Linked DNA regions of Homo sapiens: region 1 is linked to region 2. The links are chromatin loops, found by intact Hi-C in ENCODE. Cell type or tissue: heart left ventricle. All regions are shown on one strand. Each heading gives the region's core, and the rest is flanking DNA. Links, peaks and the distances in the headings are about the cores only.

What was found. Peaks named below come from ENCODE experiments on the same cell type or tissue, not always from the same donor. Only the 100,000 strongest peaks of a DNase experiment are listed, where the experiment ranks them.
Region 1: a loop joins it to region 2, with 2.2 times the contacts of the local background. A loop is called at or near these places in 50 of 110 quality-filtered maps.

What each region holds. Positions count from the first base shown.
Region 1 is chr10:109,955,482-109,971,403 of GRCh38, reverse strand. All of the region lies in intron 2 of ADD3-AS1 (ADD3 antisense RNA 1), which reads left to right. Among named protein-coding and RNA genes, the nearest start is that of XPNPEP1, 40 kb to the right of the region's middle. RefSeq lists enhancers at 14,375-14,504, 14,755-14,804. In heart left ventricle, for the core only: no CTCF peak of the experiment used is centred there; a DNase peak (open chromatin) is centred at 5,683; H3K27ac peaks cover 2,026 bases.
Region 2 is chr10:109,886,743-109,902,664 of GRCh38, reverse strand. It overlaps XPNPEP1 (X-prolyl aminopeptidase 1), which reads left to right. Exons shown (of 21, transcript NM_020383.4): 4 at 9,590-9,653; 5 at 10,839-10,943; 6 at 14,070-14,162; 7 at 14,473-14,616. Among named protein-coding and RNA genes, the nearest start is that of XPNPEP1, 29 kb to the left of the region's middle. RefSeq lists an enhancer at 10,477-10,536. In heart left ventricle, for the core only: no CTCF peak of the experiment used is centred there; DNase peaks (open chromatin) are centred at 7,044, 7,414 and 7,984; H3K4me3 peaks cover 385 bases; H3K27ac peaks cover 6,422 bases.

The DNA.
Region 1 (15,922 bases), core at 2,651-10,650, 70 kb before region 2:
GAGGCTAGGAGTTCAAGACCAACCTGGGCAACAACACAAGAACTCATGCTGGGATTATAGGAATGAGCCACCATATTTGCCCCCACATTTAGGTTTTGAGAACAGAGACACTAGTTGATTGATTAATAATGTTGATTGTTGTGCTAATTAAAAAACATTCTTCTAAATGTAATGTGATATTCCAGATTGCATCCTGGAACAGGAAACTGAAATATGGATAAAAATAAAATACCGAGTTTAGTCAGTAGTAATGTACCAAAGTTGTCTTCTGAGTTTTGGCAAATGTACCATGGTAATATTAAGATGCTAACATTAAAAAAAAAATCTTGGTGAAAGGTATATGCTAACTCTCTGGGCTAGCTATGCAAATTTTCTGTAGCTGTAAAATTATTCCAAAATTTAAAAGTTTATTAAAAATTCTTACACATTCATAAAGTGTGATTCTCCAAGAACCCCTACCAACAAGAGAAACTATTTAGTGAAAGATACCCTACTTGGCACAATGTCAAGTGCCTTATACATTTGTTCACAACAACATTATGAAGTAGGTATGTATGGTTTTTTTTTTGAGATGGTGTCTCGCTCTTTGCCCAGGCTGGAGTGCAACCTCCGCCTTCCAGGTTCAAGCGATTCTCCTGCCTCAGCCTCCTGAGTAGCTGGGATTACAGGCATGCGCCACCACGCCCGGCTAATTTTTGTATGTTTAGTAGAGATGGGGTTTCACCATGTTGGCCAGGCTGGTCTCAAACTCCTGACCTCAAGTGATTCGCCCGTCTCAGCCTCCCAAAGTGCTGGGATTACAGACGTGAGCCACTGTGCCCGGCCGGTAAGGTTATTATCTTCAATTTGCAGATAAGGAAACTATAGCTCACAGTGATAAAGTGCCCAAAGACACACAGATACTAATTCATCAATGGAGTTAGGATGTGACAAGGTCTGTCTAACCCCAAAGCCTGGGCTCTCAGCAGCTCCACAGCTACACTGTCTTGCCTCTCCTAGCTTGAGTTTCGCTGTAAGAAAGAGTCATCACTTATGCAGATTGGCCCTCATCTTTTATCTGAATTGGTGAAACACGTGAACCCAATTATTTGCACTGTACCTTTAAGTAAACCGGAGCATTATTTTGAAATAACAAAGTTTAATAGAAGGTCAAATCCCTCACATTTCTGCTTTGTTAAACTGGGCCTCAGTTCTCCAGAAGGAGGGGGCAGGGAGAGACATCTCTTCCAAGGAACTTGGAACGCTCTCAGAGCTAAGCAACTGGCCCTTTCCCCTTGGCTTCTGTCTTATTTTGCCCATCATGTGTTGGGATGCTGAGCCTGATGCCCAGGATTCTCCCAGAACTTTCCAGTTGGGCTTTGGCCGTAGATGGCTTACTCAGAAATGGAAAAAGGTAGCATGCTACAGCACAGTGCGTGGTTCAGGGTCAAGACAGCCAGTTCTTTATGCAGAAAGAGAACTGGATCCCTTAACTGAAGAGGTCCTGGAATGCTCTCTATCCCGAAGTATCACTCCTGCTGGTCCAGCAAGGCAACTGTGATCACCTAATTTGTGTTAAATGCAGTACACCATTTGTCACGGGCACACAGTCTGTTCACAGCTCCTCAAAGTTTTGCTCAGATAAACCCTCGGCACATTCCATGTGTCTCTGCAGCCCAGCTGGGGTTTGGCTCAGTTTAACCCATCATTCATTCATTTGTGAAGGGACAAAAATTATTACCCAGCAGGGTTCCCACCCTTTCCACCCTGCTGTTGACAGCCAAAGAGGATTGTGTATTTGTGAATTGTTTCTGCCCTCTGAGGATTCTGTCTTCTAGACCAATGGTTCTTTGGGCTTTCTTGGGATAGAATCAGAGAGGAAGTGGGGAGAGGAGGAAGACGTGAACGAACTAGCGAGAAAGAGTCTTTGGAGAAGATTGGTGGGCGGCTGTTTACGTGAGAGAAGCACAAGAACAGCCGCAGGATATGAGTGGAGTCCTTGAGAAAGAAGTGGGGCTTAAAGAAATATCCCTCTTGCCAGTATAATCCCTTCACCGTGTTCAGAAAATGCAGATAAAGGAACAGAAAGATCTTTTTGCTTGCCAGACAGTATTTCTTTGACTAAGAACGCCTGCCTGCTCTGAGACTGGAGCACACAGTGCAGAGCTTCAACAAGGATGCACGTGTTCAGCACCAACCGCCTCCTCTCCTCGCCAGCCGCTGTGCCACCCCTGCTGCCAGCTCTGATCTCTGCCCATAACACTCCCCTGAGCTCTGTGGCTGAATCTTCACTGATTTTCCAACTGCCAAAGTCAATGAGCACTTCCAGTCCTTATCTAATGTCACCTCTCTGCAGCTCTTTTCTGTTGCCAGCTATCTTAGCCGCGCCCCACATACTGATAATCCTTCAAGTTCAAGGTTCCAGGTGCTTTCTATTCATTATTTATTCACTTCTCACAACTTCAGGAAGGAGATTTTATTTCTCACCCCACCTTCAGTTTTGCTAAATGAGGAAAATGGCTCAGAGAAACCAGCAACTTATCTAAATTCTTGGAACTAGAAAATAACAGAACTAGAACTTAAGCTCAAACCCATTTGAGTCCGAAACCCTTTTACTATTATTATTAAATAAATAATTATTATGTATTATATATGATATGATATTATATTACAAAAATATCATTTAAAAATTATTATTATTCTTCATTGGTATTATGTCCCTGGCTTTAGCTTTTAGATTTCATGGACTAGAAAAAAAATGTAAAAACATTTTTGGGGCTCCGGTATGGGGCCGCCAAATATGCGTGTATGTGTGTGATTTTGTGGGGTGTTTATGTGTGTGTGTGTGCAGTCTTTAAGGCATTTTAAGAATACCCAACTATAATATATCATCACCATCATTTAATTTTATAAAATTCCCCAAATGTACTGATATAGAAGTAGCTCCACAATACATTGTTAAGGAAGATGCTACCTGCTTAATTAGAAATGAGTTCTACAGATTTATCTCCTTTAATAAGCATTTTTTGAAGAAAAAGAAATCAGTAGCTGTTTTGGGATGGGAAGGAGGCTTCGCACATAGTCAAGGTAGCAAGTTTTTGAACATTCTAAATTTTGTGCAAGGGGTATCAGGTATTAACCATTCAAAAAATAAACACATAAATTGGAAATAAATCTCTAAAAGAAAAGCTATTTTAGGACCTCAAGAAAGATATGGCTAAAATAATCACAAAATCATTTGAGTGAATTAACTTTATCCTTGTTTTTCCCATTTTGACATGTCTTGGTGGGAAGCTGGTCAGGGTCTGACTGTTGTCTGCAGGCTGACCCCGGGTTAGGCCAGGTTCTCACTATCTGCCCCCTAGGAATGTATGAAGGTGGTGTCCTAAAGCATTCCTGTGCCCATAAACAGAGGCATCTCTTTTTGTGGTCCCTTCTAGGTGCCCAGAACTCTAAACAAGTTTCCCAGTATTAGAGTATAAATAGAAGAGTTGGGCCTGGCTGGAGTCAGTGGCCTGGATTTGAGGAGTTCTCATTCTGATCCAAGTTCTTGAGTTTGGCTGTACTTCAGAATCACCTGGGTAGTTTGTTTAAATAGCATCTTCCTAGAGACTGTGTCAAACTCTGCATTTTGAACAAGTGTCCCACAGACCAGTCTGAGAAACCTGAATAGCTCAGACTGTATATCCTGTTAGACTGAGGATGATGACTAAGTTTTAATACTAATCCTAGAATTTCCTGGAGAAAAAGAGGCCCTCGGATCAGTGACAGTCAAAAGTCAAACAGACCATTTCCCCTCCCCCGCCACACCAGAGGTCAAACAGGATGGGTCTCAGATGGAGTCCGCTGATGCAAACAGGATCTGGAGAGAAATAGCAGTTTTTCCTTTTCACTCTGAACCTCACTCTGACCAGTGCCGGAAACAGTCCTGATTAGAGGATAATTGATTTGGACTCCGCTAGCAGAGCAGCCAGGCACCTTCCCGCACTGAGCAGGCTGTGCGGTATCATCTGACTCTTTACTGCATTAAAAACAATGTGATATGACATATGCTGGTCTCCTAACAACATTTGCAAACGCAGTAAGATTATAGAGTCAATGCCTGTGCCAACTATGCTTTAGAGAAACAGCAGCACATTTCTACCCAGCCCCCAACAACAGCAAACAAACTGGAGGCATTTTAGTTGCATAAATACGAACTGGTCACACAGGATTTGGGGTCTTTTGCTGGCCAGGAAATGATCATGTATTACTTTCAAAGCTGAATCAGTGATTCCAGTTTAAACAAGGATTCTAAACAGTTTGCTTTTTTGCTTTTCTCCATAGCACACATCATAGAGTGACTGTAATTCAAATTTATCAGGGATTGAAAAGACAAACCAAATAAACAAAAAACCCATCATACCAGAAGGCTGAGAGGAAATGAATTGAGTCAGAGAAGAATTCCAGCAGGGACTTTTTGGTCAGTGTGCTAGACTCCTTTCTTTCACGGAGTTGTTTCCTCTTTTTGCCCCAGTCTAAGTCAAGACCCCACTGAACTGCAAATGGGCCCCCAACCAGCAAAGTAATAACTGCTACTCTGAAGCATCTCTTAGATGTACATCATAAACTCTACTCTCTGAATTTACTGTTTCCCAAAATGAGGTAAACACAATCCAGTTATCTGGAGAAGTGAGAATACCAAAGGTGCTATACACATATTATCTGTTACTTTATAGGAAAGCACAGATATTCTGTCATAAAATATTCAGATGTGTAAAACACTTATTTATGCTTTATCTCCAAATGGCTTAATTCTGCTTCTTTTCCATTTCATTGTGTTTTATGTAGACCTAAAATAGGGATCTTTTATACTTTAAAAAAAACCCTAAATATTCTGTTAGATCCTACTTTGGTTCTTTCTATGAGATAAAAATAAATGCACCTTTGACAACTTTTATTTAAACCTTTGTACTATGAAAAATTTTAAGCATCATATATGAAAGTACAGGAAATAGTATAATGCTCTCCAAGCTCAAAATTGTCCATTTTTGGCCAATCCCCAGCCTCCATTCCCAGATTATTTTTAAGAAAATGCACAACATCGCATCACTTCATCTGTAAATGTTCAATAGATAAAGATTCTTTTAAAGGTTGGGCGCGGTGGCTCAAACCTGTAATCCCAGCGCTTTGGGAGGCTGAGGCGGGTGGATCACTTGAGGCCAGGAGTTTCAGATCAGCCTGGCTAACATGGCGAAACCCCTTCTCTACTAGAAATACAAAAAATTAGCTGGGCATGGTGGTGCACGCATGTAATCCTAACCACTTGGGAGGCTGATGCAGAAGAATCTCTTGAACCTGGGAGGGGGAGGTTGCAGTGAGCCGAGATCGTGCCACTGCACTCCAGCCTGGGCAACAGAGCAAGACTCCATCTCAAAAAAAATTATTTAAAAAATATATACACAACACTATTCTTATACTAAAAAAATTAACATTACTTCTTTAATATCAACAAGTGTCCAGTCATCTACTGATTTTTAGGCAGAAACCTTATAGAAAAGCATGTTGATGAAAATCTAACGATTCCTGAATTGCTACAGGAACCGTGTGATCTCTCCCCCACAACCCCCTCCAAGGCAGGGATGCTTAAGAATCAGATGCACAAAAGTTCTTTCAAGGACTTGAGACTGAACTCACGTGTCGAAACCTCCCCGGCTGCGGAGACCGGGTTGGACTCTCCAGCACTGTTGACTTTGGTCTGGATGTTTATCCATTCATTTTTCAGACCTCCAGTCGCTTGTTTATTTTGGCCATCCCTTTCCAGCCTGAGACTTCCCACACCCTGCCATCTGGCACCCTCTATGGTTTCATTCCCACAGCCTCAGCTCCGAGCAGAAGCCTCAGCGGAAACAGATCCAGCAAAAGGTCCCGAGCGCTGGGTCTATGCTTCCGTGCCCAAGTCATCCTGCAGAAGAGAAGGGGCAAAAGGAACTTTTGGAGGGGATCCTCAAGGTTCATTACCAAGAGAGTACAACTCTCTTTATTGCCAATCGATAGATAGTCAATAAATATCTTAGTTCCTTGGTGAATGTTATCTTGCTGTGATAAGCTTGGAAATGAGGTGCAATGACAGATATCAATTGTCAGAACTATCCCTGCTGTTTCCCTTAAAAAAGAATCATGTAGGGCAGGGCGCAGTGGCTCATGCCTGTAATCCCAGCACTTTGGGAGGCTGAGGCAGGTAGATCACGAGGTCAAGAGATTGAGACTATCCTGGACAACATGGTGAAACCCCATCTCTACTAAAAATACAAAAATTAGCCGGGCATGGTGGCGGGTGCCTGTAGTCCCAGCTGCTCCGGAGGCTGAGGCAGGAGAATCACTTGAACCCGGGAGGTGAAGGTTGCAGTGAGCCGGGATCGCACCACTGCACTCCAGCCTGGCGACAGAGTGAGACTCCGTCTCAAAAAAAAAAAAAAAAAAGAATCATGTCACCGAATATTCAACTTGTGTCCCAAGACCTGTCAATTGCTCTAGCCACAAGAGCAAATATTTAAGCTATGAGGACTATAAGTTAATTTAGATTAACAGAGCATTTTGATTGTAAACAAGGTTTTGCATTAATCCCATGCAAACTGAAGCAGCTAGGTAAGTCTACCTACCACATCCTAAAAAGGCCTTCCACTTTCTTGCTGTCCTGGGAATCTTCCCTGACTCGTCACACTTAGCAGTCCTTGAAGGCCTACTAAACACTCAGGCCAAAGAGCTCCACCTCTAAGTTCCATCAGAACGATACCATCTCCACTACCACCACAACAACGTCTACCATTTCCTGAGTACTTACCATGTGCTGGGCACCTTGTCACTCCCTTAACGTATTACCTACTTTTTTTTTTTTAATTTTTGGAGACAGGGTCTCACTCTGTTGCCCAGGCTGGAGTGCAGTGGTGTGATTTCGGCTCACTGCAGCCTCGAACTCCTGGGCTCAAGCGATCCTCCCACATCCATCTCCCAAGTAGCTGGGAATACACGTGCATCCCACCATGCCTGGCTAATTTTTGTATTTTTTTTTCGTTGAGATGGGGTTTCGCCATGTTGCCCAGGCTGGTTCCGAACTCCTGAGCTCAAGGGATCCACCTGCCTCAGCTTCCCAAAGTCCTGGAATTATAGGCATGAACCACCGCACCCAGCTGTGTATTACCTACTTTAATCTTTACCACAGTTCCGGGAGGAAAGCGCTACTAGCATCATTATTTTATAAATGAGGAGAATAAGGAGAGATTAGGTAAACACCCAAGGTGGTAAGGACAGTAAATGACAGTGCTGGGCTATGTGGCTTAGAGTGTCTCCCCTCAATCTTGAAGCTACATTGCCTTAAAAAAAACATATTCGACCTTGCATTGTCAATGACATATTTATGTACATGTTTTTGGACCCTCTCCTTGACATGGTAGACATAAGGTATCTAGCCTAGTGTCTGGCAGTAACTGCTTGGTGCTTGATAAATGTTAGCCATTATTGTTGTTGTTGTTGATACCAGTAATTATTTGTGATGTGGCCCAGGACAGTCTCACCTCCGCAATGCTGTTGCAGATGTAGAAGCATAAGAATGTGGCCTTACTGTTGCCAGATTTGGCAAATAAAAATATGGGATGCAATACTTGAGACGTACTTATACTAATACGTTTTTTGCTGTTTATCTGAAATTCAAAGTTAACTGGGCATCCTGTATTTTATCTGGCAACCATCGTCGAGAATCTTAATAGCAATCAAGGGAGATGAGCACAGCACTATGGAGCAAGAACAGTGTTCCCTGCTAAGCCATATGGTGCTGATTAGCAGTGTTGCAGGATTTCTGAGAAGGGAGGGCACAATGTGAACTGGGCAACCAGAGAAGGCTTCATAGAGGAGGTGGGACTTTCCAATCTAGCCGAGTGGGGGTTTTAAAGGTTTCTGGGCTACAGAAAGTGTTAGTGGAAATAGCAATAGACTAAGTGATTTCTAAAATGTGCTTATTATGGAAATAAATTCACAGAAACAGCTGAAAGAAAGGGATGATACTCCTATAAGTTTGTTTTTGTTTTTTTACATCTGGGTCTTGCTTTGATGTAAGTTGGTTTTGAAAGTACATAAGGCCAGGCGCGGTGGCTCACGCCTGTAATCCCAGCACTTTCGGAATTCAAGGAGGGCGGATCACCTGAAATCAGAAGTTCAAGAGCAGCCTGACCAACATGGTGAAACCTCATCTCTACAAAAAAAAAAAAAAAAAAAAAAATTAGCTGCGCATGGTGGCGCATGCCTGTAATCTCAGCTACTTGGGAGGCTGAGGCAGAAGAATTGATTGAACCTGGGAGGCAGAGGTTGCAGTGAGCTGAGATCGTGCCATTGCACTGCAGCCTGGGCAACAAGAGTGAAAATCCATCTCAAAAAAAAAAAAAGAAAAGAAAAAAAAAAGAAAGTGCATAAGATAATGAGTTGTCCATGACATTAACCTAAATTGGCCCAAGAAACACAATGGCTACAAGGCTGGAGCCTTCGTCATTCCTGGTCTCTTGTTAGGAGAAGTGGAATAAGCACAGATTTAACTTCTGAAGCCCACCAGGCCCCAGGGAGAAGCAGTTGAGGTGTGCTGAGGAATAGGATAAGTCTGAGCTTTGTTGGAGAAAAGAAAATGGGGCATACCTGCTGTCAAGGTGCTGCCCTAATCCTCTCACATGGAGATGTGAAGTCAGAGAGATCTGCACGATGCATTGCATGGATAGAGCAGCCATTCCATGCCTTTATGTGTTAGGCAGTGTAAATACTTGATATAATTTAATCCTCATAGTACTCATACTTTATATTGTTATCCTTATTTTGTACAAGTGGAAACAGAGGCTCAGAGAGCGGTTCATTCACTGCTGGTCATGCAGCTAGCAAGTGGCAGAGCCAGGATTCAAATTTAAGTCTGCCAGATTTCAGATCCTGTTCCTTCTCTCCTCCACCACCCTGACATGAGTCAGTTTTCTGCCAGTCATCTTTAAAGAAACATTCTTCTTGTCCTCCACTTAAGGGACAAGGACTATGTTCTCATCCCCAGTGATAGATTTCTTGTGGTTCAGATGGGTAACCAGATTACTCCTGGTACTCAGGGTTTCCTATCAATAGTGGGGCATGTCAGCAAGCCTTCTTTTTCATCCTCTTGTCCTTAGGAGGGCAAATTCTCCCCTGAGGCATGCCTCCCAAATCCCTAGGCGTCTTTTACTGGAGTGCTAGGTGAGTCCTCAGTACCACCAAAGCCCCCTAAGACACTTCAGTCTCTTAGTGACTTGAGAGACCCCATTTCCCCCCAGGCTCTCTGTGTTTGGTGTCTCCACCAAAGAAAGGAAGGGAATAAAAAACCCTTCCAATTAAAAGAACTTTCCAGGTGCAGGGAACAAAATCCAGGCAGATTACCGCTCAGGGCAGGCTAGCCGCTAGCTTTTGCAAAAGTCTAAAAGGAGCCCACTTATGGCACAGAGCAGAGGGAAAGACACTTCAAACTGTAAAAAGCAAAATGTTGTTAAAGGGCTATGAAAACAATCTATTTAATTTATTGGAACATGTTTTTCTAGCAGCTTTGAGTTGGAGCTGTGATTGCCTCCTGCAGGGATTTGTGACCTCATCCTTCCTCCCCCACCCTCCCCAAATGTAACTATAGGGTTTTCCCGTCATAACCTGACATATGGTTTGCAGCAGGAAGTGCGAAATCCCAGGAATGAGTAGAGACTCAGGTTTCAGACTCTAGAGAGACTCAGGTGAGCTGCAAGGAATGGCCTTTGTTTCATATAAAAACAGAGTTGAAAAGAGCGTGGTTGGTGACCTCCTGGTTTGGAATGAGGTAATTAATTCTCCAGAAACTCCCACCAGTTTCCTGGGCAACAAAATCAATGTGTTGTTGCTAGAAAAACTGGGAATAATAAATTGGTTAAAATTACAGATTTCCTTTAAAAAAAAATACAGACTTCTTCCTTACCAACCCAAATATAAAACAAAACAAAACAATTCCAAAACACACACAGACACACACACTCACACACACACACACACACACACACAATTCCTCTTTACCCTTTCACTCACCCTCACTCTTTAAAAAAAAATTAAGTTTATTGCTATCTAAATATTATCATGCTTGAGAAGATAAGAAAAGAGAAAGGTGGATCAAATCCCACGCAGAATTGTACACAGAACAAGACAGTTTTTGAATATTTTTTAGGCCAAATATTCTCACAGAGTGGGGTGATAGTAGGGTCAGCATATAGTATCAGAATTTCTGGGGGTGTCATAGGGAGGGGACCAGTATGAGGTCTTTGTTTATCAAAAAGCATTGAAGATTTCTTTTTTAAAAGACTGGAAAACTGCTTAGGCTGCCTTAGCTTTTTATCCATTTAAAAACCAAGTAAAGTTTTTGTTTTGTTTTGTTTTTGATGACCAATTTAAGAACTAGGTGAATGGTGAGGTCTCAGAAATCCTACTTACAGCATTTTCTGAACTCCTAGTTGAAATCAAAATCTATTTTTTTCCCCTCCCCTTCTCCCTGGGCAGCTGGGAATCTCTCATTGCATGGCCTGAGAACACAGACTCCACAGTCAAACTGCCCGGGTTTTACCCTGACTCTCTCTCCCTGCCATTTCTCATCAAATTTAAGATACTGTTGCTGTAAGATGAAATATTATTTTAAGCATCACCAAAAAAGAAAAAAAGTGGTTAATTAAATTATGACACAATGCTAACGTGCCATCAGTTGTAGGACACATTCTAATTTCAGTGATGTTAAAATGTGACAAAAATTATTTTAGAATTGATGAACTATGGTGTTTGTTTAGGAAATTTAATCTTTCCCTAACTTGACATCTCTCTATTTCATCTTTTCATTTAAAAAATGGGAATAATAAGGGCTGGGCTCGGTGGCTGACACCTGTAATTCCAGCACTTGGGAGGCTGAGGCAGGCAGATCTCAAGGTCAGGAGATCGAGACCATCCCGGCTAACATAGTGAAATCCCATCTCTACTAAAAATACAAAAAAATTAGCCGGGCGTGGTGGCGGGTGCCTGTAGTCCCAGCTACTTGGGAGGCTGAGGCAGGAGAGTGGTGTGAACCTGGGAGGTGGAGCGTGCAGTGAGCCGAGATTGCGCCACTGCGCTCCAGCCTGGGCGAAAGAGCAAGACTCGGTCTCAAAAAAAAAAAAAAAAAAAAAGGGAATAATAATGTACCTACCTCAGGGTTGTTGTGAGGATTCAAGAGTCGGTTCATGTAAAATGCTCAGAACATTCCTTGGAACATAATAAGTGCTCAATTAGCTATTGTTATTATTCACTATATCCCACTCAAGTCGACAAATACTTGCTCAGTTGAAGTGTGGAGGTTTTCCTGGTTGTCATTCTACTAGGGGAAAAAAACAGCACAGTAACACCCACATATTGCAAACCATGATTTTAGAGAAATAAAAGCAGGCCAAATTGGGAGGATGGTAACAGATCGTTCCTCTCTGCCTTGGTCTCTGGGTGAGTTTTTCAAGTACACCCTGGTTTCCACAGAAAAGCGCCTGACTCCTCTGGTGATTGTTCTGTTATGGGAAGAGTTTTTGCATTCATGATGCTCTTGTGGATTATTTTTGCCAAGTTTTTTGTTGCTCTAAGCACTTCCTGGAGCCACCCCAGCCATAGGAGGATTCTGACCTCAGAGGGATGCCAGGCGGGGTTTGATGCAAACAATCCATGCTGTGCATGGGCCAGATGGTTCCACACAGCAAACACTATTATTTCATTCACAAAAAGTCAAAAACAAGCTGATTTCGCCATTTTAGGCCTAACGAACGGAAAAGTGAACAGCCCTTTCTTGATAGGCAGGCCCATCTTGATGTAACTCAAGTTTTGCAAATAGAAGAACATAGGTGCAAATGAGAATTCCCAAAGTAATTGCTGGCTAGATGTAGATGGCTCCGAAATAAAACCCACAAGGGCAAGGCTCCAACTCCACATATGTTTTCCAGTCTCTTGGAAACTTTTGCATTTTGTTGTTGTCCTTAGCCTTCTGCTATCCCTAACTTCCTCCCAAGGTTATTGAAGAAATAGATATTTGGATGACTAGAATGTGATCTAGCTGGCACAAATTTAAAGACACATGGCTGTTTTTGTACCCAACCAAGTTTGATCAAAGAAGAAACCGCGTGGGAGTTGGCACACTGGGGCTTAGGATATCTAGATCCAGAGTTTGAAAAAGCACAGGACGGGGTTTAGGAGGCCTACGTCCTTGCCATCTTTTGGGTGATCCAGGTATCACTTTCCACCATACTCTCTTCATCTATACTCTATAGATAAGGAATCTAAGGACCAGTTCTTAGATTCCTTACCTATAGAGTATCTTCTAGCCCTACATCTCTATGAGTAAGGAATTTCGTAAACACTTTGGTCTGTTGGCATCTTTAAACACCCCACGATGGTTAATTTTGTGTGTCAACTGACTAGGCTATGGTCTCAGTTGTTTGGTCAGACACTAGTCTAGATGTTGCTGTGAAGGTATTTTGTAGATGTGGTTAACATTCATAATCAGTTGACTGTAAGTAAAGTAAAGTGGATGACCCTCCGTAATGCAGGCGAGCCTCATCCAATCCAGTTGAAGGCTTTCAGAGTAACAACTGAGGGTTCCTGCGGAAGAAGAAATTCTGCCTCTAGGCTGCAACATAGAAATCTTGCCTGTGTTGAAATTCTGTTGGCCTGCTCTAAAATTTTAGGCAGAAGCCTGCAACATGATTCTCATTTGAAGTTCCAGTTTGCTAGCATGCTGTATGGATTTCAGACTTGCCAGCCTCCACAATTGCATGAGCCAATTAAAAAAAAATAAATCTCTCTTTTTCTCTAGCTACAGCCATTTGCCCTGGCTCACCTTGCCCTTGACCTCCCTACCTGACCTCAGTTCTGGCTTATTTTTCTGTGTTTGCCTCACCCCTCAGCTCTATATTTCTAGCTTCAACCTTGTGCTTTTCACCTAGATGACCATTATTTAAACTTTCTTTTTGGCCTTGGCTACCATTTATTTCCCTGAATAAAACTTCCTCTGATCTTCTTCCAACTCCGAGACTTCATAGATTGACCCAGAGGGACCTGGACAGGTATGACTGAGCTCAGCTTTGTACAGGCATGACTGTTTACATGCTCACAGCCTCCAGGGCTTCTGCCTTTCGGTGCTTCCATGGCTTACAGCATTCTTGTCCTACATACCTCTGCTCAGAAACCACCTCCTTTATACAGTGTTCTCATACTTTTACAAAGGGTTAAAAAACAGCAGGACTCATTTCCACCTCCTGGGTGTTGAATGTCTTATTCATGTCACAGGAGGCATGTGGTTACAAGAGGACATGTTTGTTAATTAAATGGGAGTGTGTATAATCACCCTTATTCACAAGGGTGATTTTTAAAAATATGGGTGTGTGTGTGTGTGTGTGAGGTTTCTTCACAGCAAATGTTTGCAAAGCTCTTGGAGATCCATGGAAAGAGATTGCTTGGCCAACCCCAAGAATTATTAGAAATACAGGCTTTGCTGTTGTTGGCTCTACTCTAGAAGACTCTTATCATATAACAAGTGCTTGCGTTTATAAGGGGCACTGTACAGGAAGTCTAGGGTGTATTATGACTTCAATGCATTGCCCGTCTGTCAATGTCTAAAGAGTCCTATATATGGTCTCAGTCTGCAGTGTGTTTAAGACATTTAGACATTTTCCTCTCCCTTGTACTCTAGTGGAATCAGGCTGAGCTTGTGTTATATAACACCACCGTCCTGCTCTGTAATGAGCAACTTCTAAAGAGGAGGCAGCAGGGGAACAAAGCCACCTGGCCTTTGCCAACCTTTCCAGGCTCTGCCAGTGCACCTGCAGAGAGCTCCGAGAGCTCGGCCTGGAAGAGAGACTGGCTATTATGTTTCATTGCGTGAGATGACACAGTGCCTTTCCAGGACAGGTTGGACTGAAAAAATCTCTGCCTTTATTTCTTGGCCAAATTTTATCCAGGGTCTCCCAAGACTTAGGGAATCATTAAGCAGCTGCTTCATTGAACCCCTGCCTTTCACTCTCACCTCAACTGCTTTGAGAAATTTGATCGACTCAGACAGAAACATGAAATATTCATAAGAAGCTTTCGGTGAGCAGTGTCTCAAGAGCTTGCAGGGCTAAACTGGGGAAATGTCACATGTTGGTTTTACACCTCAGTAGCACTTGTGCATGGTCCGTGTCCGACCCATTGGTGTACTAAATCAGACTGAAGTTTCATCACTATGCTTTGAGTATAAGACAAATATCACTCCCTCTCATGTTGCCTGCTATTGCTAAAGTAGGAGAGGTTATCAATTAGGGCCCTTTCTGTTGGGACAGGAAACCCAATTCAAATTGGTTTAAGTGAAGAATGAACTGTATTGAATCAACAAAAAAGCCCAAGGCTAGCTGGCTTCAGGAGTGGGGCTTCAAGGCTCAAATGAGGTCATCAGGGCTTGGTCTCTCTCCATCTCTAGGCTCTGCCTTCTCTTTGATTGGCTTCATTTTAAGCCTCCATGTTGTGGGCCCCAGTAGTTCCAAACTCCCCCTTGTGGTGGCAAGATGGCAACAACAGTTCCAGCCTCCATAGCATAAAGCAAGGGTCAACACATTTTTTCCGTCAAGGTGCCAGAGAAAAAAGATTTTAGGATTTGTGGACTGTGTGGTTTCTGTTGCAGCTACTCAGCTCTGCTATTATAGTGTGAAAACAGCCATAGATAATACATAAATGAATGAGCATGGCTGTGTTTCAATAAAACTTTATTTACAAAAACAGACACTGGGCTGGATTCAGCCAGCCAGCTATAGCTTGCCTACCCCTGTTAACTACATAGAGTTGTTGTTGGAAAATGGCTGTTCAGCGGGGGATGTACCTTCTGGCTTCTCTTGTAATTGGATATGGCCATATGACTGAGTTCTTGCTAAAAGAACCTAGGTGGAAGTTATGTGGACCCTTTCTAGGTCAAAACTTGTAATAAACAGGTATGCCCCTTCACATTCTTTACCTTCTGCAGCTGAATGCAGATGATGAAGAAGTTTTAGGAGTGGCAGAGCCACAGGGTAAGGCAGTCTGATTCCTGAATCACTGTGTGAAGTGGACCCACTTAATGACCAGGAACAACTGCCTCAGACTGTTACGTGGGAAGGAAATAAATTTCTATTGTGTTTGAGTCATTATACATTTTTGATTTATTTTCAACAGCAGTTTACTTACCTTAAGTAGTAAAGAAGTCAGTGTCAGAAAGAGTGCTAATGTATGAAATAATCATAATATGTAGCACTCAGTAGTTGTGCCATGGGAAGCAAGAAAACAGAATAGGCTGAAGAAATGGTGACCTGTGTTATGCCGTGGCAAAATAGTTCTTAAAACTATTTGGAAGGCCAAGCAAATATCTGCTGTCCCTGTAACTCTAGGGAAAGCCATTATAAAGAGATAGAACATTGTTGTGTGTTACAGTTGAGTTATTTGCTGCTTATTGCACTTTATTACTAGAAAAATACATTCCCTGGCAATAATTGGCCAGTTTATAAGCAGAAACAAAAGAGAATAAACAATCCCCAAATTTGGAAAAACCTATTGATTCTGGACACCCAACTGGAAATAGACTGAATCAGAAAACAAAAAAACAAAGACCAAAAAAAAAAAACCAAAACCAAAAACACAAACCCAATTGCCCTCCTCTAAAAAAAGAAAAAAACTTTGAAAGGAGAAAAGCCCATTAAGAAATCTCAGTTAAATATAGCAACTCGACTCTGCAGCAAAGGGCTCCTTTCCACCCAGACCTATTGTTCAGATGGTCTCAAGGTGGCTGCCATTAAATTGAGAGAAATCTTTGGAGACAAGGAAGAAAATAATTTGGGCTTCAGAACTAGGTCTAGGAAAGAACTCTGGGTGTGGTTATTGGCACTTGGAATTT
Region 2 (15,922 bases), core at 3,681-11,680:
TCTTCATCACCCCTCTCCACTCTTTCTTTTATAATCTTAACTGTCATTTCTATTGCTGTAGCTTAGCTGTCTGTCTTACATACGTGGAGAAATTGTGTTTTGTTTGTTTGCATGTTTTCTGACTGCTGCTCAGGGCTAGGTCTGGGGCAAATGCAGAGGGCAGGTAGTTAGCATATAGGTAAGCGTATGAGCTCTAGAGCCTCTCTGGGTTCAGATGCCAGATTTGCTACTTACTAGTTGCTTGACATCAGGCAAGTTACATGAAATTCTGAAGTGTCAATTAAACTTTCTGGGTCTCAGTTTCTGCATTCGCAAAAAGGAGATTGTGACAGTGTGGTATGTACCGCATGGGCTATTGTTAGGATGAAATGGGTTCATACTGTAGATGTGAATGCTTGAAGCACTTGAATGCTTGCTGCTTGAATGCTTGATGTCACTTGAAAAGTCTCGTCATATTAGCTGCCGCTATTGTTGTTATTACTGTTGTGGAGATGAATGAGATTCCCTTTGAAGAGATTAAATAATAGGTAAGCCACAGTCATAAATGAGAACACAAAAAGAAACTGGTGAATGTCATGGGAAAGGACCTCATTAGCACTGTCTAAGTAGAATCTGTGAGATACACATGTAATATTCAATGTTCTCATAGACACATTAAAGTAAAAGAGCAGTGAAATTAATTTTAACAATATATTAATCCAACATATCCAAAATATTATTTTAGCACATCATCATTATAAAAATTATTAAGAAGATACTTTACATTCCTTTTTATGCTGTGGTTTCAAATATGGGAAGTTTTTACATTTACAAAACTTCGCAATTTGAATGTGAAATTTTCATTGGAAATATTTGATCTGTGTTTAGATTTCATAAGACTGACAGTTGAAAAGGTGGACTCACGTACCCAAGTTGTTCTAAACATACTTAGAAGTTTTCCAGTAACTGAATCTTGAATATCAGTTTTTAAATTTGTATTTCAATTTATTAAAGTGAAATAAAATTAAGTATTCTGTTTCTCAGTCACAATAGCCACATTTCAAGTGCTTAGACACATGTGGCTGGTGGCAACTGTAATGTAAGTTTACTTAAAGTGTGAACTGAATTCAAAGGTGACAGAGTATTTTAAGCTGGCAGGATCAGGGAAGTCTTCATGGAGAAAGTAGGATTTAAATTGGAACGTGAACAGGTAGAATTTGGATGCATGGAAAGAGGGAGAGAAGTACAAGAAATACCATGGAAATCTTTTTTTAAATTATACTTTAAGTTCTAGGGTACATGAGCACAACGTGCAGGTTTGTTAACATATGTATACATGTGCCATGTTGGTGTGCTGCACCCATTAACTCATCATTTACATTAGGTATATCTCCTAATGCTATCCCTCCCCCCTCCCCCCACCCCATGACAGGCCCCAGTGTGTGATGTTCCATTGTTCAGTTGCCACCTGTGAGTGAGAACATGCGGTGTTTGGTTTTCTGTCCTTGCGATAGTTTGCTCAGAATGATGGTTTCCAGCTTCATCCATGTCCCTACAAAGGACATAAACTCATCCTTTTTTATGGCTGCATAGAATTCCATGGTGTATATGTGCCACATTTTCTGAATCCAGTCTATCACTGATGGACATTTGGGTTGGTTCCAAGTCTTTGCTATTGTGAATAGTGCCGCAATAAACATATGTGTGCATGTGTCTTTATAGCAGCATGATTTATAATCCTTTGGGTATATACCCAGTAATAGGATGGCTGGATCAAATGGTAAGAAATACCATGGGTATCTATGGAATTAGGAGAACATGCATGACAATAAGCTTGAAGAAGGGAGAACAGTGGCCTGGTTAAGACCATCCATGAATTACCCCTGACTGGTCATGGTTGTCCTTGACCACCAGAATCAGGATTTTAGAGTGACATGATCAGAGGGAGCAGTGTTTAGTATGGGTTGGAGAAAGGAGACTCTGGGAATTGAGAAACCTGTTAGGCCTTGCAGGATCTCAGAGTTGGGGTAAAGAGGGCCTGGACTTGGGTACTGGGGTTAGGAGCGGAGAGGAGGGGTAGGATTTGGAGAAGTAGTACAACCTGGATTAAATGTGGACCTTGCAGGCAGGTGGTAGAGGGGATTGGGAAGGTTTGAAGCCTGGGAGTGTTTGTGGTGCCATCAACAGAAGGAAATGGGTTCCTTGTTTTAGTTCCTGTGGAGAAGAGCCACATAGTTGGGGCGACTCTGTTAAGTGGGACTCTGGATCCTTGCTGTGATTGTGAGAACAAGAAGGAAGGGCTGGCTTCATGTGTGACCTGCCATAGTAGCCTCCTCAGTAATAGAGAGGCTGCTGTTCCCTGTGGCTCTTGTTCCTAATTGTTTCATTTCAGGGTAGATTCTGGGTTGATGGAGTTTCTCCTACGGCTGGGGAGGGGAGGGTGTTGGAGAAGTGAAGGGGAATCTTGAATTCTGTCCTTTGTGTACTTTCCAAAACACAAATATACACACCCACACGCTGTTCCCTGCAAGAGAGAAAACGTACCTCAAATGCATAATTACGCAAGGACTTGGCACTGCAGTGGTCTGCTTCTCTCTGTCCTCTGCAACTCTAAGGGTTTCTTCTTTTTAAACTCAGAGCAAGGGTTGTGGTATTAGGGTTGTTGTATTAATGAGCTTGGGCCCTGGGGGACTTTTATAGCAAGGAATCGTCTGTTCTCTCTGGTAATCTGGATACTTTCATGTACCATCCTAGTCGTATATTGGGATTCGTGGGCACCACTTGCCTCAAAGCAGGAGAATCCTTGGTTGGAGTCAGAGCTGTGCCAGCACTGCCTTTTAGAAATCTTGATTCCTCATCCTCCTCATCCGTAGACCCCATATTATGTTGTTGGGCTTGGCTTAGTCAAAGGGTGATGTTTTGTCAGGGACTGACTCTGCCAATGTGAATTTTTGGCTTTGTTTGTGGTTCCTCCTCCTGGAAGACATGATTCAGATTTTCCTAAACTCTTTGGACCCTACTCCATTCTCCTGGAGTCAGCTTCCTGTTTTGTTTTGTATTTCATAAACAGGCTTTCTCTTGGGGTGGGGTTAATGATTTTTATCCCACAGTGATTTTATCTGTTGTGTTAGAATAATGCTAGCTGTGGTAACACATCTCGAAGTTTCAGTGGCCTGGTATTGTAAAGCCTTATTTCTTATTTCATGTAGCAGTATAGAGTGGGTGTTCCTGGTTGGTGGGGGACTTCCCTCTACCTTGAGGGAAAGTGATTCAGGGATCTAGGCTCTTCCATCCCATAGTACCACCATTTTAGCTGGTGGAAGGGGACAGAGTATGGACAGGGCACACTCATTTGTTAGAGCCCCGACCCAGGTATCACCTCTCACCCACATTTCATTGGTAAGAATAAGTCATGTGACCTCACCTCAATGTAATGAGGCATGGGAATGAAGGCCTGGCTGGGCAGCTACTTTCCAGTGACTCTTCTACACTAAGGAAGGAGCACAAATCTTTGGACAACTGTCAGTTTTTCCCACATACCCTGACTTGGTTTCATTTAGGAGAGAAAAAAATGCCAATAACTTATATTTGGAAACAAGGAGTCCACATCTCCATTCACAGTCTAACTTTTGGTACTTCCTGTGGACCGATGGCCATTTATTCATTCAGTTTCAATTTTCTTGAGAACCTTGTATATTTGAGGCACAGTGCCAAGCTCATGGCTGATGGGAGAAGAGGGTCAGGGAAGGGGAAAGATGTCACGCTAATGTGGACTCTAGTAACTTTAGTCATGCTTATCTTGGCAGTCAGCTGTCAGCTTTACTTGGCAAGTTCCATCGGCATGTGACCAGCCATGTTGATCCCTCTTCTTAAAACCCAGCTCTGGTCATGTCACCACCCTCTCTTCAACTTTTAGTGTCTCTCTAGAACTTGCAGGATAAAGTTCAAGCCTCTTAGTCTGGTGTTTGAGGTCTTTGACTATTTGTCTTCAGACGGCCTTTACAGAAATCTCTGCAGCTGCTCCCTTGAACTTCTTGCCCCTGCCATTAGGCTAATTGGGTGTCGCCTCATGACAGGCCTCTTGCCTCTTGCTTCTGGGCCTTGTCACACCTTTCCCTCTGGACTGTTTTCCTGCTCTCTTCGCCTATCCTTGGTGGCCCAGTCAAACCTCTGAGCTTGGTCTGATGGATCTAAGGCACATCTGAGCATCCTTTAAACTATAGCAAATACCACACTGCATGTTCAGCATCGTTTATATGGCTGTTTATTAGTGTTAATATTTCATGGAATATCTGTCTACTATTGCCGATTGTCCACTTCGAGAAGATAGTTTCTTATGTTTGCTATAGAGTCAAGCTCGGTGCAGTTCATAGCAATAAGTGCTGCAGTTCATCAGATGTTCGGCATGCGCTAATTGCTTTATGTCACACCTCAACCCTTCAAGGTGGGCATTATGTTCATCCCCATTTTACAGATGAGGAAGTTGAGCCCCAGGTTCACCCAGCTAGTAAGTGGGGAACCAGGCTTGAACAGAGTTCTAACTGCTGGTTGTAGGAGATGTCTATTCTGTGGCTGATGAAAGTAGAGGTAAGTGCAGCATACACCTCGTATTCCTTGTTCCCTCAGAATTTATAATCCAATTGTGAGACTAGATGTGTACAACTTCTGTACAAAAGTAGAAGAGGTTGCTTGGCAGCTTGCAAGGGTATGGGCTTTCGAAAGTCAGACCTGAGGCTGGGTGCAGTGGCTCATGTCCATAATCCCAGCACTTTGGGAGGTCGAGGCAGGCGGATCACTTGAGGTCAGGAGTTCGAGACCAGCCTGACCAACATGGCAAAACCCTGTCTCTACTAAAAATACCAAAATTAGCTGGGTGTGGTGGTGGGCGCCTGTAATCCCAGCTACTTGGGAGACTGAGGCATGAGAATCGCGTGAACCTGGGAGGTGGAGGTTGTAGTGAGCCTAGATTGCGCCACTGCACTCCAGCCCAGGCGACAAAGCAAGACCCCATCTTAAAAAAAAAAAAAGTCAGACCTGAGTTCAGATCTTGGTTCTGCCATTTACTGTGGTGTTACCTTGGGGAAGTTAGTTATTTCTCTAAGCTTCATTTTTTTCATCTGTAGATTAGCGAGGGATGATACCTTCCAGGGCTGCTGTGAGGATTAGAATGAGAGGAAATGAATACAGTTATTGACTAGTAGGTGTTGAGACAATAATAAACAATACAGACTAAATAATCTTAGCTAACATTATTTGTCAGCATTATCCAAGGTAGGGTATGGATAAGTGCCAACATGGATGGTCCTGTAAAATTCAGAAATGTGGGAGCCTCTGAAAGCTGAAGTGGGTCAGGAAGCTTCATGGAAAAGGGAGCACTTGAACCAGATTTTTGAGAGATGACTAGCTTTTTTTTTTTTTGTAGTTTACAGATGCTTTATTTGGCTATGTATTGTTTATATTGTTGGAATTAGATGCCAACATTTAAAAATTGGGTAATTTCTCATGAACCCATATTTCTGGCTTCTTCTGAAATATTGAAGGTTAGCAACATGTGGCCTGCATTTCAGAAATCAGAGCTGAGTAGGAGCTGCTGTCTTTAGAAAAGATATCCTTTGTCCTGTACCCTGAGGTATTTGAATTTGAAACCCCATTTATAATCCCTTACGATCTTTTCCCCATTAGATAATGTATTAGTTTCCTATCACTGCTATAACAAATTACCACAGTGACTTAAAACAAATTTATTCTCTTATGGTTCTGGAAGTCTGAAGTCTAAAATGGGTCAGCAGGGCTATGTTACTTCTGCAGGCTCCAGGGAGAGTCCATTTCCTTGCCTTTTCCAGTTTCTGGAGGCCACCTGCATTCCTTGGCTCATGGTCCCTTCGTCCATCTTCGTAGATATGGTTGAGGTTTTAACTGGATGTAGGGAAAAGCTTCATGTCTCTTTCTGCTTGTTCATTTATAATACAAATGTGGGTTGAGGATCTAGTCACCTGTGCTGAGTGCAGGGACAGGACAGATACCCTGATCTCATGGAACTTATATGCTTGGGGTTAAGATGGGGGTTGAGGAACAAGACAATAAACATATAAAAAGTTCATTAAGAAGAGAAACATTGCCCAGCATGGTGGCTCTTGCCTGTAATCCTAGCACTTTGGGAGGCTGAGGCAGGCTGATCACTTGAGCCCAGAAGTTCAAGGCCAGCCTGGCAACGTGGTAAAACCCCGTTTCTACAAAAAAAAAAAAAAAAAAGGTGTGTGCCTGCTGTAGTCCCAGCTATTGAGAAGATTGAGGTGGGAGGATTGCTTGAACCTGACAGGTCAAGGATACAATGAGCCATAATTGTGTCACCACACTCTAGCTAGGGTAACAGAAGGCGATCCTGTCTCCAAAAGAAAAAAAAAAAAAAAAAGACAAATATCTAGAGTATGTGTGTGCTATACAGAGACTTAAAAGTGGCCAGGTGGCTATTATAGCTGGGTAGTACAGGTAGGCCTCTCTGTAGAGGTGATATTTGATCTCAAATGTAATGATGAGAAGGACCTAGCCATACCATGATCAGAAATACTTTTATAGGCACAAGGAAGCACATGTGCCAAGGCCTTGAGGCAGGAATGAGCTCAGGATATGCAAAGAGCAGAAAGGAGGTGGGTGTGTCTGGAGCATGGTGAATGGGAGCAGAGCTGCAAGAGGACTGGCAAAGTCAGATCAGCTGGTACCTTGACTGGGCCAGAGTTTGGATTTTATCTTAAATATAATAGGAAGCCATTGGAGGGTTTTAAGGAGGTTGCTAACATGATCTTAGATATTTGGAAAAGCTCACTCTGAGTGTATGTGCAGAGTGGATTGTAGGGGCGGTAGTCCAGGTAGAGATGATGGAGGCTTGGACTGAGTGCTGCTATTAGAAATGGAGAGAAGTGGGTGGTTTTGAGAAAAAGCCAGCAGCTGTGCTTCTTTGTGCCTTTTTCCTAGCATGCTACAGCTTTGGTTTATTTTAGGCCCTATGCTGTGTTCTAAGGAGACCGCCCCTGGGCGTTGCCAGCTTCATGCCTGGGAGAAGGAGAGTGACAGCCCTGGGCCCAGTGCTTGTCTGGCTTCTGCATAGCCTGTCAGTGTGGAGGTGAGGCTGTGGCCAGCCTTGCTTAGCAATGTCTTTCTGGAATGTTGACCACTTAGGTCATGTCTGGACATTCTTACCCCAGACCTTGTCTCCATCCCAAACTAAACATGTCCATTTGCTGTTAATTCCACCTCCCTTTGGAGGAACTCTTTCCTTGCCTTTGCTGATGGAGAAGTCTAGGTAAACCCTGCGGATCTTCCATCTCTCCCAAGCTTGCCCAGAAAGGGGTGGGGCATCCCTAGAGTACTATGTCCCTGAATGGAAGAGTCCAGCCGGGCTCAGACCTGCACTGCATTCTCTGCCAGTCTTTGCCAGTATCTTCACCCTGTGTCACGGGTGGAAGAGCCCCAAGCCTGTGGCGTCATGTTGGTGGAGAGTGCCCTCACTGTGTATTCCCCATTGTGCGCAGTGATTTTTAGCACAAGAGTTATTTTTAACTTAGTTTTCCCAGCCCCTTAGATGTCTTCTCACTGTTTAGGAAGAAGAGATTAATAATATCTCTTCCATTGCATATGTGCAGCACTTTCAAGTTTCTGGTGAGTTTTGAAAGACATTAACTTACTGTTTCTCACAAGAGTCCTAGGAGATGTGTGGGCCACCCTTCCCCCCGTTGTTACTTTTTAATAAAAAGTCTTGCACACAGTAATTACTCGGTTAATAAACAAGTGAGGATTCTGCAGTTCCTAAACGATGCTGGTGGCCATTTCTTTCTATTTCCTTAGTGCTGTTGACCGAATGTTCTTTATGCTTTAGGAATAAAACGTGCTTGCTGTTGCATTTAGCAATCTGAAATGACCTGTCTTAGAGATGAGGAAATGAGGCTGAGAGAGCTGCCAGGACTTGTTGCAGACTATGCAGCTGGGCCTGGGCTAGTGGGCAGGTGGCCCAGAGCTGCTTTATCCTGCCATTGTGGTTCTCTATGCTGGCCCTTCTAGTATCTCCCTGGAGGCTGGTTTGAGGCTGTGATTGCCGGTGCCTTGGTGAAAGAGGCAGTCCTTTTTTTTTTTTTTTTTAATTTTTGTTTTAATTTTTTGAGACAAGGTCTCACTCTGTTGCCTAGGCTGGAATACAGTGGCACAATCATGCCTCACTGTGCAGCCTCAACCTCCCGGGCTCAGATTATCCTCCCACCTCAGCCTCCTAAATAGCTGGGACTACAGGCACGTGCCACCATGCCTGGCTAATTATTGTATTTTTTGTAGACATGAGGTTTCACCATGCTCCCAGGCTGGTCTCGAGTTCCTGGGCTCAAGCAGTCCTCCCACCTCAGCCGCCCAAAGTGCTAGGATTACAGGCATGAGCCACTGTGCCTGGCTGAAAGGGGTAGTTCTTAACCATATAGCAGGAAAGGAACATGAGGGCCTTTTCCCCCTACATCATGTTGACTGTCCTAAAAATGCCTTGGGTCTGGCCAGCAGCCCCATTCCCCACCCTAAACTTTCTTAACCTTGCCAGGTCCTTTGGCTTGGGAGAATCCTGGTAACTGCAGAAGGAGCAGCAGCTCTGTACTCAGGCAGGCCTGGCTTTGGATCCTGACCTACTATTAACTTGTAAGTGGGCAGCTTACTTAAAGATTCTCTCTTTGAACCTCAGTTTTCTCATTTGCTATTGGTCTTATCCTAGAGAGTGATGAGGGCGAGAGATAAAGTGTCATGCATTGGCAGCCTGGCATAGGGCTTCAGAGTCCAGACTCTGGAGTTGACTGCTTAGGTTCAAATCCTGCCTCTGCTACTTAATTAGCTGTGTGATTTGGGGCAAGTTACTTAAACTCTCTGTGCCTCACTGGCTATTACCAGAAGTTGCACACTTTGACTTGTACCCTTTGCCCACGCGTAAGAATTTCTTACTTTCTTCACTCCCTAACCCCTTCCATACAGAGGCAAGGGGATTATCAGCTGAGAAGACCTTGGTTTTGGACATGACATTTTATTTTGCTGAAGCCTCCTGGATTGGATGAAGCGTTTCCGCTCACTCTGTAGCAGGAAGGGACAGGGTCTGCATGGGAGAGATTGGTGATGCTACCTCAGAGGAGGACCCAAACAGGAAGTTTGGAAACAAGTCAGTATCTACAGAAACTTAAGTTAGGGAATTGTTGGTGCTTAACACAGAAATTCAGCCTTACTTTTCAGAAAAATAACAGATGCCTAAATGTCAGTGGCAAGGAGGGGAGAAGGCTATTATTGGTTTGATTTTTGAGTAAGATCTCAGTGAAGAAAGAGCAGTTTTTATCTGTTTCTCCTGATGTGCTTTGGTTCTCCTAATGAGGAAATAGAGGCTAAAGGGAACAGCTCTCTCTGCCCTTAATTAATTCAATCTTCTGCAGTGTGTGCTAATCTGTTGTTTTCAGCTAGACTGTTGGCTTCTTGAGGGCGGGGGCCAAGGATTCCCCAGTCTTCATAGTCCCCGCTGAGCCTAGCACAAGGCTAAGCAGGCAGAACAGTCTGCTCATGACTGATCGAGGCCCACTTTGTTGTCATCTTTGTTTTCCAGAGTGAGTATATTGCTCCATGTGACTGTCGGCGGGCTTTTGTCTCTGGATTCGATGGCTCTGCGGGTGAGTCACTACTTTTTCTCTGTTCTTGCTGCACCTTTGTTCGCCTCCTAAAAATAACTGAACCGAGTTTCAGCCTGTGATATAGAAGCAAAAAGAAAATGCAAACCAGATGCTCCACATTGACTCTCTGCAGAAAGGTGTGGGTTCCCAGTCTTTCCCTGCTCCCCAAGGTCACCTTTCAGTAACCCTTTTTATTCCTCTCTGTATCTTTGCTTCAAAGTTTTAACAATTTTTATTTTTAAAAAGTTTTTGAACTTTTTATTGAATATAACATACATATAAAAGTTCTATCAATTAAACTGAATATACCTGTGTTACTAGCACCCCAAATAAGAAATGAGACTTTAATATAGTTTCAGAACCTCCTCTCTTAGCTTATTGGTCCCAGATAATTCTCCCAAGTGCTTGGCTTTTGGTTTCTGTTTTCACTCTTGGCTTAAATAACAAAGGTTAACTCTAAGCTGCATTGGTGTTCCTCAAAACCATTATGCCTTTGAGTTTTAGGGTGGACTCCCCACTTCAGGTTTGTTCTCTAAAGCAAGCTGGACAAGGTGGGAGCTCCCCTCCCCTCATGGTTAGCATGCTGCTTCCTTTGGCGTAAGTGCTTGTGTTGGTTGGCGCATTAGGATTGGCTTTGGCTGACACCTCTGCCAAAACCCCAAGTTCTGCCAGGCCTGTGGGAACGGAGGGCAGATAAAGGTAGGAGGCATAAGCTTCCTGCTAGTGACCACAGCAGGAACACTCATAGGGCCCACTTGGTCTTTCTCCAGGAAAGGTGAAACAGCTCCCCTGGGGTGTCTGGTGGAGCAGAGGAGTGGCTGTAATTGCTGAGCAGGAACCATCCCTCCCTGTGTCTTGTTGATTATACGAGACCACTTTGGCCATAGGTCTACAGTTCTCCATTCTCTGTTCTTGACTCATACTGTGCAAGTGGAGTCCTTTTTGTGCAGGGACCAGTGCCAGGTAGCTTGGGTCTCAGGACTGTTCTTTCAGAGCTTGACACACAGCTTGTTTTCAGTAGTGTGGTCTTCTCTTGCCCAGAGGTTTCTTTGGAGTCAAGGACCCATCTGCCCCACTAGGAGCTGATGCCTCTTACTGCTCTTGCCTGTCTACTGTCATTTTGTGCAGCTTCTGAGCAGTTGTTAGAAACCTTTCTTCTTCTTTTTTTTTTCTCCCCTGCTTCAGGCACAGCCATCATCACAGAAGAGCATGCAGCCATGTGGACTGACGGGCGCTACTTTCTCCAGGCTGCCAAGCAAATGGACAGCAACTGGACACTTATGAAGATGGGTGGGTACAGGCATGGCTAGCCCAAACTTAGTTGGCCTGATCTGGGCAGGGATCCTAGAGGTCCTCAGGACTCCTGGATCTTAATCCTTTTATGCAGTCATGGACCCTTTTGAGAATCCAAGGAAAACTGAGAAAAAAAAAAATGGCATGCCTATACATACGTACCAATGTGCATTCAATTTTGGAGGACGCTGGTTCAGGATACTTATTTTACTGAGGGGAAACTGAGGGCTAGAGAGGACAGTTGATTTGCTGCAGATCACATTGCTGTGCATTTCACTCCTGTACTGGGGGCCTTCTACTATTTGCTGCCTCATGATTCAGAGTGAGATAAAGGCAAGGAGTCATTGGCAACAGAAGCCAGAAAGCTTTCCCCTGAGGCTCTCTCTGAGGATCTTGGATTTGCTTCTGGAAGCTTAGCTCTGGAGAAGAGCAGCATTCAGGACAAGCGAACAGGTCTGGAACTTGCTTGGGCTAGTCGCTTCACTTGAGTGCTTTAGTTTCCTCATCTGTAAAATGGGTTAATCACAGTAAGTAACATATAAAGTGGTGAGAATTAAAGCATTACTATGTGGAAAGCATATAGATCAATGTTTATTGAATAATGTGTGTATATACTCTGTGTTTTCATTTAATTTTCTGCCGTGTGTACTTTCCTGTCATTAAAATAGTCTTTAGAAACACGGTTTTAGGGACTGTACAAAGTCTTTGCTTCCTGAATTTTGAACTTGGAGAACAGAAGATAAGGAAGGGCCAAGTGAGAAAGAGAAGATGAAACAAAATACCTGATGCTTCTTGTTTGTTGTAGGAAATAATGAGGAAAGAAAATAGTCCTCAGACTCACAGCAGGAAACAGAGGACTAGACCATGACCTTGAGATCCAGGCAGCCAGCTGACTGAGGGGTGTGTGCACTCAGGTGTATGCCACACACCCTCCACATACACACACATGTGTTCTTTGTCTTAGGGAGGAACAAGGAACATTTTTGTCTTGGCATTGGATTAAGTTTCTATTTCTCAAAAATCATTTCATAAATATAAAAACACCAAAGCTACAGATTGTTGCCTGTTGCTGCAGTTGATTTCTCTTTCCCTTTCTCTCTCTCTCTCTCTCTCTCTCTCTCTCTCACACACACACACACACACACACACACACACACACACACACACAAAGGCAGGCATTTGAAGCTGGCTGTTATAAATGGACAAGCTAGTGGCCTTTAAATTTTTTTGTTTGTGTGCTTCTGTTAATGGGAGTCAAGCACCCGCAACATGTATGTATGTTTGTTTATTTGTTATTTATATGTGCTAGTGTTCCTCTATATTCCAAATATCAAAAACTAACTTTGTAATTTCTTTATAAAAAATAAATACAAATAGAAGCTCTGTTACTTTCTTCTTGCACCCAGTAGATCATTGTGTCCCCCTGGGGAGCAGGCATCTCTCTTTGGGGCCCACGGATTCCAGCTCTTAAGTCTGTTAGCATTTTGGGGGTCAGAGGCGCAAACACTGCCTGCCTGTTCCTTAATGTAGGTATGTGGCAGCAAGGGGGTGGCAGAGGGAGTGAGTCCTCCTCTCCTCCAGGCTCCTTCCTAGTTTCCTCAGTCGAGTCTTCTGTGTAGGGAGATTCTGGTGGGTTTGGTTGGCCAGTGAGTGATTCATCCCTGGGGTTTTGCCGAAGATCTGTCTGCTAGGAAATGACATGACTTCATCCTGTGAAAGTTATATTATGTAGTGTACTAGGGCATTAGGAGAAACTGTATTAATAAGTGGCTTGTTTAGTGGTTTGAAAAAAAATAGGAAAGAATCAAATAGCAGAATGAAACTCAATGTCAGCTTCTAGGCAGTTTTTTAGAATTGGAATTCATGAGCTTCTTTCTTTATAAACCTTTGCACTTCCCTTCTATGGTTATGTGGTTGTATCAGTAGTCAGTAGAGAAAATAGTAAAGATAAGTTTCTACTGTTTTAGAATATGTGAACTTTTACTCTAAATATATGTATATTTTATCAAGATGTTAATTGTTTGGCCAAAACCTCATTGGTTAAAAAAAGTATACATTTCAAAGATAACTGGCTAGATATGGAAGGTGTTGGCTTAGATTAAAGGAAAACTGGACTATAGAAGTAATTTTAGTTCTATTCTGGAGGCTGATATAGTGTCCTATGACTAGCGTCTTAGAAACAGAAAGGGCTGTCTCATCCTGGGAGTTGGGGAACCCAGAGGCTCATGTTAAAGGCAACAGGATGGCCAGCACTTTGGGAGGCTGAGGTGGGAGGATCACTTGAGGCCAGGAGTTCAAGACCAACCTGGCTAACATGGTGAAACCCCGTCTTTACTAAAAATACAGAATTAACTGGGCATGGTAATTTTGAGCCTGTAATCCCAGCTACTTGGGAGGCTGAGGCAGGAGAATTGCTTGAATCCAGGTGGTGGAGGTTGCAGTGAGCTGAGATGGTGCCACCGCACTCTAGCCTGCATAACAGAGTGAGACTCTGTCTTCAGAAGTAAATAAATAAATAAAGACAACCGGACAGGTGCCTGTGTGCCTCTCTTAAAATCTTCGGAAAGATCTCTTTGCTGCCAAGACTTGTGCTTAGCCCTCTATTCAGAGGCTGGTTATGGGGCAGCGGCCTTCTCTTGGCCACCCTGCCCTTGCAGATGAGGGGCGGGCACTGGGAGCATGTTATCACCTTACCTGGTATGTGATATGTGGGAGTCTCCCAGTTCCCAGACTTCACCAAATCACTGCCCAAATTCTCATCAAGTGACCAGTAGTGGGGAAGTGACTGAACGCTGAGGAGACAATCTTTGTGGTGACGCCATGTGTGTACGTGGCAGTGATCCCCAAGATATTTTTACAAGGGGTCAAGTGAAAAATCATACTTTTTTCCCTTCTGTCTCACCCTTGTCTTATGTTTTTCATACACAAAAACTTACACTTCTCCCTCTCTGTAGCCTTCCAGGATTAAGGGAGGTTCAGATTTTCTAAGTCCTGTCAATCCACTTTAAAGAAGCTGCTTAATAAAGACCCTGCTATCATGATGTTAGAGAATTGTATCTTTCTGGTGGGATAATGAGCGTGGGCCCACTGGGAATTGTTTCTTATCATTTCTTCCCCCTGTAGGTCTGAAGGACACACCAACTCAGGAAGACTGGCTGGTGAGTGTGCTTCCTGAAGGATCCAGGGTTGGTGTGGACCCCTTGATCATTCCTACAGGTAAGTGAGCTTGGTCCCTTTCTGCTTGGGTAAGGAAGTGGCTTCTAGATTCCCCTCCATTCTCCTCATTTGCTTGTGGGGTGTGGAGCACTGGGGGGCTCAGCATGACTGATTTTATAGTAGAGGTCAGGGTGAAGAGAAGAGTTCCACTGGTGGTGAAGATGTGCTTTTACAGTTCCTCATCCTGCACACCCAGCTCTGGGCCATGGCAGGACCACCTTTCTGAAGGTTCTGGACTTTCAAGGCCCTGCTCCCTGCCCTGCTGCAATGGGCGTTCGGCTCATGGCTGGGCCACAATGTGTCTCCTCAGATTATTGGAAGAAAATGGCCAAAGTTCTGAGAAGTGCCGGCCATCACCTCATTCCTGTCAAGGAGAACCTCGTTGACAAAATCTGGACAGACCGTCCTGAGCGCCCTTGCAAGCCTCTCCTCACACTGGGCCTGGATTACACAGGTCAGAATCAATGGTTCTGCCCAGCAGGGCCCCTGCCATTGTCCCCCCACCTCTTGCTATTGTCTCCAGCCTCGTCCTCCGAATCCAAGTCGAGTTGGAGCTGACAGGAGGATTTTGCCCTACTCTGCCCCAGTGGGATATTTGAAGAAGCAGGAGCTTTGTTTGTTTCCACTGTTGCCACCTACTTGCCACTTAGTTTGGCTTTGGTTATTTTCGCAAAGCTCGTTTGGGTGGCTTTTTGGGTGCTGCTGAAAAGACTGAGTTTTTTTTATCCACTCAGCTGCTAACTGCCACTCGAACGTATTTGATATTGGAAATAGAGCATAGAGGTTTCTAGGTTCCATTTCCCTTCTTATGTCAGCATTTGTAGATTTACCTTCCTAGGCCTTTGTCCTCCATCTTGTACCTTCTGCTTTAGAGGCTTTGGGGTGTGGGTGTGTTTCCTTGGCCTGTGCGATAGTGATGGGTAAGCAGCATGTTCTCTGAACCATTGTGTGGATTTATGAAGCAGTGAGGGGGCAGAGAGAGAGGCCTGGAGGTGGGGCTGCAGGGGAGGGCGTCTTGCTGTAGAAACAGAGGTAGATGGGGGATGGCTGTGGAATGTAGGCAGATTGCCCAGAGGGGTCCTGGGAAGAAAGCGTGACAGCCTAGATTCTGGGCCAAGTTTTAAACAGCATTCCCGAACTGATCTTCAGTGCAGCCCTGGGTGTGGGGGCAGCCCCAGCCTGCTTTCTTGTGTGACATCCTCACCAGAGGGGTATTGCGGAATGGGGAGGATGGGTCCAGTGAGTGGCCCAGGGTCAGCTAAATATTTTCCATCAGCGTGGTTTGAAGTTTTTTTCACTAGAGCAGAAGCTCTGACTTGTTGCTTATAGGAGAGGGGAGAGCAAATGTTGCTGTTCAGTACACATTTGGGTGCCTACTATCTGCAGGATGCTGTGCGAGGTGCTGAGTGAATAAGACAGATGCCCACCCTGCTCACAGGTGGCTGTTCCCTGAGTTATGAATGCTGCCCTGGTAGGGTGGTTGTGGTGGCAATGGGGTGAGCTCCTCTAGCACCACGATTTCATCTTGCAGAGCAACAGAGAGGCCTTGGCAGTGTCTGAAAGGGCAAGTGTGATTTGGAAGTGGTAATCACAGTGAGTCAGACTACAGGGAATTCCTAGGTCTTAGCACTGAAAGGCAAGTCTTGCAGCCCCCAGGAACATCAAGTGGTGGGTGCTGTTCCCCTGACCCCTGAGACTGGGTGAGTTCCCTTTGCTGGGTAGTGTGTTGATATAGGTCCCTGTGTGTCCCCTGTTGCATC